2 separate regions of the Homo sapiens genome follow, and region 2 is linked to region 1. A link is a contact called in ENCODE Hi-C or POLR2A ChIA-PET data. All regions are on one chromosome and are shown on one strand. The core of a region is the stretch at or near the end of the contact, and the rest is flanking DNA. Distances in the headings are between cores, read along the strand shown.

Region 1 (3,498 bases), core at 334-2,833:
TGATGATATGGGCAAAGCCAGGTTAATGCTCAATAGCATTTACTATAGTATTATTATTTTCTACACCTGTAGAGGAAATAAAACAAATGAAAGTGCCTGCACTGGTTGAAGACTCCTTCAACTGTCACTTCCATTGTGCTCTACAATTCTCTTTCTCTCTTATTGTGGTAAAATACACATATCCTTAAATTTACCATTTTAACCATAGTTCACTTATGTTAAGCACATTGACATCATGGTGCGCACCATCTCTACAACTCTTTTCATTTTGCAAAACTAAAACTCTGTACCCGTTAAACAGCAACTCCTCCTCCCTCCTCCCCCTAACCCCCAACAACCACCATTCTACTTTCTGTCTCTGTGACTTTGAGCACTGTAGTTACTTTGAATGAGTGCGTACAGTCCTGTATGAGTACGGTACTTGTTCTTTCATGCCTATTTTATTTCACTTAGTGTAATGTCCTCAAAGTTCCTCCATGTTGTAGCATATGTCAAAATTTCCTCCCTTTTTAAGGCTGAACTATACTCCACATTGTTTTCATCCATTCATCCATTAACGGGCCCTTGGGTTGCTTCCATGTTGTAGCTATTGTGAATAGCGCTGCTATGAACATGGACATACAAATATCTCCTTGAGTTTCTGCTTTTACTTCTTTTGTGTAAATACCCAGAAGTGGAATTGCTGGATCATATGGTAGCTTTATTTTTAATTTTTTGAGGAACTTCCACAAAGGTTGCACCATCATACGTTCCCATCAACAGTGCACAAGGTTTCCAATTTCTCCACATCCTCACTGACACTTGTTATTTTCTAGGTTTTTCTTTTCTTTCTTTCTTTTTTATTTTTTAATAAGCACTATCCTAGTGGGTTGAAGTGGTCCATAATTGTCTTTTAACCCTTAGGGGGCTTCTCTGACCAAGGACAAGCTTCAGGGGCAGATTTCTCGATCACAGCCCCAGGGAGTGAGTGGATTTTGACAGAGGGAACACAGGCCCCAGAACCACACTCCCTGACTCATTTACTCATCAGAATTACCCTAAATTCTAGCATCTTAGTTTCACAAGTGAGAAAACAGACTCAGTGTGGTTAAATGGTCTTTCCACGACACACAGCTGGTATTCGAACTGGGCCCCACACCACATAGGTGTGGAAGAACTGCGGTGTATGTCAGCATTCACACTGTACAACCTGAGTTCAAGGTAAGGACATTTTCTCTCTGATTCTCCCTGAGCAATACAACCCTGGGCAGAAGCTTCCACCACCCCTAGCCCACAGCTGTTCAGGCACCTGAAGGACTGGGTGAATAGGCAACAAAGCTGACTGCATTTATTATTTAAGCAAGCATCCCAGTGCACCTGTTGTGGTATTATGTTCTATTTATGATTACAATAAAATGTGTAGTCCCAGCATTAGAAGGTTTATGAGAGTTTCCTCAACTCTAAAACTCAGAGGGAGGGAGGGGCAGGTGCCAGCCAGCTGGGGTCCCTTCAAATGTGACTTGGTTGCAGTGACGGGCATAAAATTGATGCATTGGGCTTGGTTTTGCCTGATTTTTGTCCAAACAGCAGCAGTTAGGGAACTCTCCCTCTGGCACAGCTGGGTGGGGTCACTGAGATATGAATGCTTGGTACAGAGTGGTGAACCAGGAGATAAGGCAGGGAAAGGCTCCCCAGGATCCCAGCCGGAGAGGACTGGTCCCATCCAACCCAGCCTAGCAGTCGGCTGGCCTGTTCTACTTGGAAGTCTTTGTCCCAGACACAGGTATCTTAACTGCACCCTAAGGGATTACTGGTCATTCAACCTGCAGCCCTGGTAGAAGCCTTGGGAACCTTTTAAAAGTGAACACATAATTACTTCATTATGTCTCTCAGCCACAGGTTAGCTAGACTCCACTGTCTTCATGCCTGTTCTATTTATTTCAGAAATGACCATCACTGTTGTGACGTAGGTGTGGAGGGGCTAGAGGCCAGCCCAGTGGGAACTGTACCCTCAAGGAAGGCTAGGACAGGGACCAAGGGGTTCTGGCAAGCCCAGCTTTCAACAGCAACATGGAGCAGATGACAGTGGAGGAAGGGCCTGAGGCTTTACCTGAAAGGAAGCCCAGGAAAGGTCTAAGTGATAAAGGAATCTTTATGGATGGGGTCCATAGTTGCTGTGGCTTTGACACAAATTGTGCAAATATCACAATCCATGAGCTTGAAAACCAAATGGGGAAAATGAAAAGGTATGTGGACAGCTGGGGATGCAGAGGGATCTGTCACGGGCCTCTAATCAAAAGGAATGCCAGGGCAGAATGTGTGGTCAGTTATCAAAACATTACAGTATACTTTGGGAGGCTGAGACGAGAGGATCACTTGAGCTCAGGGGTTCCAGACCAGCCTGGGTTACACAGTAAGACCTTGTCTATACTAAAAATTAAAATTAAAAAAATTAGCTGGGCATGGTGGCACACACCTGTTTTCACAGCTACTTGGGAGGCTGAGGCAGGAGAATCGCTTTGGAAAAGGGAAGCTAGGTGAATTGAAAGAAAGAACAAGGCACCTGCATTTTGCTGTCAAGACACTCTCCCCCAGGCTCAGGTTTCTTCATGCTCAGCTCCTATTTTAGGCTTGGTGACTCAATAGCATCTTAGTCCTGGGAAGGACTTAGGGGCCAACTGGTCCAGCTGCACCATTTCACGATGGCTCACAAAAGGAAGGTAACTTGCCTAGTGTTACATAGATAGCTAGTGACAAAGTTCAGACTAAAACCTTGATTTCTTCACTCTCATTGCAGTGTTATTTCCATCACTTCATATGGTTTCAAAATTGCGCATTTCCCAGATCCCTCCTGTAAGACTTTGTCCCAGGACCCAGCACTGTAGACCCTTTGGACAGAAGCCAGCACCTCAAGGAGAGGCAGGAGAGGAGCACCTGGGGAGGCTGGGGGATGGGTCTGCCCTGCAAGTTAATTTTATTCACTTCAATGGGACCGAATGGAATCAGAGCATTAACGTGGTGAGTGTGTCTCAGAGCTGTCTAAACCAGTCCTGAATACTAACCAGGGAGCTTAGATGGAGCTAAAAATAACTGGCTAATCACCACCAGGAAGAATTAACAAGGATTCTGAAGAAAGGAAAATGTCTTAATATTCCATCTCTCTAGCAGCTGGGCTCCAGCTGGGACTGAAGTCTCCTCCTGGCTTCCACAGGGCAGGTAATTAGGCAGTGCAGAAGCTCCCGCACTTAGAGGAGCTGAAGTGTGGCTGGGGGGTGGGGGGCGGCCCAGCCTTCAGGAGGGTAAACGGAACAGGGTTATTTGGGGTGATGTGAGTTGGAAAACTGTGAACACAAAAGCAATGTGCTGTGGCAGGAGGCAGGTTTTGAAGAATAAAGTAGTTGTTGCAGTTTACAGCCCTTCTCCAAGAAAGCAAAATCCTTAATTAAAGGAAAATATCATTGTATTTTGCTCTGCAAAATCCTGAGAGTCTTCCCTTCCCTAGTGCATAAAGACCTGGGT
Region 2 (3,862 bases), core at 244-2,743, 110 kb after region 1:
GAAGGCCACAGCTTTGGAAGATTAATTTGTTTTCAGTCTTCAATTTATAGCCTCTCACTGAGAAAATGTTTCTAAACTCCTGGGAGATGGAGGGCAAGAAGAAAACCAAGCCTTTTACTAGACCCTAAATTATTTTCTTCTTCACCTAAAGGATATGTGTCCAATTACAAACTACAAGACTTTAAAAAAAAAAAGCAAACAAAACCCCAACTACATAGCAAAGGTCATCTGGCCTGCAGAGTGAATGATTAACTTTTGTGAAAGTGATTTTTAGGATTTTTTAGAGCGTTCAAAGGTACAACTGGAAAATGTTAGCCCAGGGGCAATTGTAAGAACACCTTTCTCTACCATCTGTCACACTACGAGCTCCACCCATTCCACCATCAGGGAAGGACCTTGACCCACATCCATGTTGAGGAATGTCCTCTATGTCAAGGTCAGGGAACAGCACCCACAGAGGGTGCCTCTGGGTCCCTCTCTGCTCAACTCCCTCTCTCTTGGTTCCTGCGAGGCTCATAGGGTTGCAGGGCCCAGCAGAAGGACTGAGTCTTCCTCCTGGACTTCTGGTCCTGGTAGGCTGTGCCTTCATGTCTCTCCTGTCACCTGCACTGTAAGGAACTCATTATGACAAACGCATAAAGAATATGGCTCTGTCCACTCCAGCCCATGACCTTGGGCAAGTTCTTTTTTCTCTGTGAGCCTCCAAGTGTTCATTGGCAAAATGGGTTTATGCTGCCTACCTACTCCAAAGGAGTGCCGAGGGGATTAAATGAGATAAAGCACAAAGCCCCTAAAATATGTGCCAGGCACATAGGCAGTATCTGCAAATCTTGGTGTCCCATCCTTTCCTTTCCTGGAGCATTCTGACCCACCCACCCTCTTTATGACCTTCCTACCATGACGCCTGGCCTGGGGGTGATGGAGCGCTTAACTCCCTCCCCTCCCTTCCCTTCCCTTTCCTTTCCTTTCCCCGTGGGCATTAGTCTAAGGAAAAGGAGTCCATAAGAGCACAGCATCTTTCTTCTGTCTTCCACAGCCCCTCTAATCTTGCAGGGAAGGAGGCTGAGTGCCCTGCAGCAGCACAGATATGTCCGGATGAGCCAGTATCTATACTGGGGTAACTGTCCACCCCCCACCCCGATCCCCAGTGCTAGGCAATAAAAGAGGCCCACTGAAAAGAGGACCCAGGGAGCTGGGCGGAGCCTGTGGATCAGAGCCCCCTCGCTGGGCACTGGGTGGGCTGAGGGTTACCCCCAGGCTGCAGAGCGCGTGTGGGGGCCGCCGTCAGCTAGTCTTCCGCCTCCCGAGGGCCAGCGTGGGCGGAGGCGGCGGGGCTGCGGCTCTCGGGAACCGCAGTGTCCCAGTCTGCTCTCTGCCTTCAGCGGGAGGAATTTCCCCAGCCCTTCACGGCTCGGGGCCGCGAGGAGCCGCGGGCGCCCCCTGCCGCTTCCGAGCCGCGGCGCGCAAGGCGGCCTCCCCGTAGACCGTAGTCCCTGTGAGTCTTCCCCTCCAGCCTCAGCCCTGCGCGAGTCGGGGCGTCCGCTCCCCTCTCTCTTGCTCCTCGCTGCTCCTTCAAGAGCCCGCGTCCTGGTCACAGACAGCACAAGTCACATATGGCGGTCCCTGGACAGAGAGAGTCAATGGCAGGGAGCCTTCTTGATGCCCCTCACATCTCACTGTGGGGCAAAGAACATCCTGGAAAGAGGCAGGAGAGAGGAGGAGAGAAGGGCCAGGGCCTCCATGGAGGGGCTGTGACAGCAGGAGAGGATGGGAGCCCAGGCTCTGCTTCCTTTGTACCCCCGGCCACCAAAGGACCCAGACTGTGCCTGTCCCTACACCGGTGCAGCCTTCCTTGCTCACCCGGTCCCTCAGACCTAAACCACACTTTGGGGTACTCTGTGGTAAGCACCCCAGTGTGTTGAGTGCTCAACCTAATATCCCTCTATCCATCCTATAGAGGGAGGTTACATTTTGCATTAGAAGCAAGAATCCTGCTTAGGTGGTGAAGGTGGTTTTTTCATTTGCCGTAACATTCTCTCTCACAGAGAGCACTGCTCACTCCGGCCTTTGTATTCTGAGCATTCGTAGGTCGGTCCTCACAGGAGATTCATAGGTTACAAAGTCTGAGAACATAATATATATGCTCACGAAAGAAAGTTACATCGCCAAAAATAAAGCTGGTTGAATGAGAGGAAATGAATGGTCTAGACTCAGAGACAAAGAGAACCAAGACCAGTACTGTTTGTCTCCGTGCTTGGCAGGAAGGGAGGGTGAAAGCCTGAACTCTTTTCTGATGTGCTTTGTTTAAATGCAGTGTGTGTGTGTGTGTGTGTGTGTGTGTGTGTGTGTGTGTGTGTGTGTGTGTTGTTCAGTCTACATGTTGCACGTTGGAACCCAGTTAAGCTAGGCATGTCCAGCAAACACCTGCTACAAAGTATCCACCAGTGCCCACAGTTGTCAGTGGCTGCTGTGATGAGCTGCCAGGCTGGCCCCTCTGCAGCATGAGTGTGCATTCTCAAGCTCTGCTGCATCAAGCTGTGTTCTGCATAGTGAGGACAGCCAGGCCCTTCTGGGAAAACAGGCTTCTGGAGCCAGAGGCAATTTTTCTTTCTCTAAAACTAAAGATGTGGGATTCTTCAGACTCTCAAAATGTTACTTTGTAGAGGAAAGAGCCTGGCCTGAGAATTAGAAGACCCGGGTTCAAATCCAAGCCCTGCCACAAAGCAGATACATATTATGGAGCAAAATCATGTATTCATCCATTCCTTCATGCAATTATCTATTTAACAACTATTCATTGAGCTCTTACCCACTGAGCATTGTTCCAAGTGCCGGAGATATAATACAACAGTGAATAAGACAAGCCCTCTCCCGGCATAGAGTTTATATTTATTCTAATAGGAGAACCAGCAAACCACTATGGGGAGAGTGAAGTATGGTGCAGGGCAAGAGTGCTGGGGGCTAGCTGTGTTAGGCTGTTCGGGGAGGGTTGGGACATGTCAGCATGGAGCATGGGATTTCTGAGCAAAGGGGGAAACAGGTACTGAGGCCCTGGGCAGGATGGAGCTTGGGTGTCTGAAGCAAAGCAAGGAAGCCAGTGTGGTATGGTTGGAACAGTGTGAAGGAGCGTGGTAGTTGGCGAGGAAAGAGAGAATGGCCCAAGTCAGATCACATAATCCTTGTGGGCCTTGGTGGGGAGTTTCCCTTTTTTTTTCCTAAGAGATGAGAAGCTATTGGGAGGATGAGAGCAGGGAAAATAAGCATGATTGAGTTTGCAGGTTGCCCCCCTTGCTCTTGTGTGGGGAGGACTGGTGTGAGGTCGGGGGGCAAGAGTAGGTCTGCAGCAGTCTGGAAGAGAGAGGCATGACCTGGCCTGGGGTGGGCTGACCTGCAGGGTATGAGGCCTACCTGGACTACATGGAGAAAGGAGAGCCAAGGGATGTGCTGGTGGGTTGAATATGGTGGGTGGTGGCCTCAAGGCTAACTCTTGGGACTCTGGCTGAAGCATGTGGCTGAAGTGACACTGTTTACTGAGGCGATGGGAGCTTTGAGAGGGAAAATCAGGAGTTCAGCCTGGGACATAATGCATTTGCTTTGAGCAAATCATTTTCCCTCCTCTCTTTGGACCTCTGCCTTCGCATCTGTAAAATGAAGGGGTTGGCCCAGTTGATAACCAGCATCTCTTCTGTGGTGATTAGAGCTATTTTTTTTTCTAATTTCCTGTGTTCTTTCAAATCTACCAATATATTCTGAATTCAGAGAATAGAAATGATGGGACTGTTTTAATTCTCTTTGGGGGTGAGAAGAAGAGATGAAACAAGCCTGTGTGTCCCATGAGGGGTCCCACAGAGGCCGATGTCCT

Evidence for each region. Hi-C counts contacts between places; a loop is a spot of excess contacts on that map. ChIA-PET counts read pairs that join two places held with the same protein, here RNA polymerase II (POLR2A). Pooled maps may share reads with other maps.
Region 2: a loop to region 1 is called in a map with no recorded cell type, with 4 times the contacts of the local background. The contact joins two enhancer-like sites. A Hi-C loop is called at or near these places in 1 of 37 single-sample maps with no recorded cell type and 4 of 50 pooled maps. POLR2A ChIA-PET finds 5 or more read pairs at or near these places in 1 of 52 experiments (activated B cell).

The regions. Positions count from the first base shown.
Region 1 is chr1:116,255,241-116,258,738 of GRCh38, reverse strand. No RefSeq gene overlaps it. Among named protein-coding and RNA genes, the nearest start is that of ATP1A1, 120 kb to the left of the region's middle. Within about 2 kb of position 1,583, at least 4 of the 41 ENCODE cell types and tissues checked have a DNase peak (open chromatin) inside an H3K27ac peak, as active enhancers do.
Region 2 is chr1:116,149,767-116,153,628 of GRCh38, reverse strand. No RefSeq gene overlaps it. Among named protein-coding and RNA genes, the nearest start is that of MAB21L3, 40 kb to the right of the region's middle. RefSeq lists a silencer at 1,123-1,542. Within about 2 kb of position 1,493, at least 20 of the 41 ENCODE cell types and tissues checked have a DNase peak (open chromatin) inside an H3K27ac peak, as active enhancers do.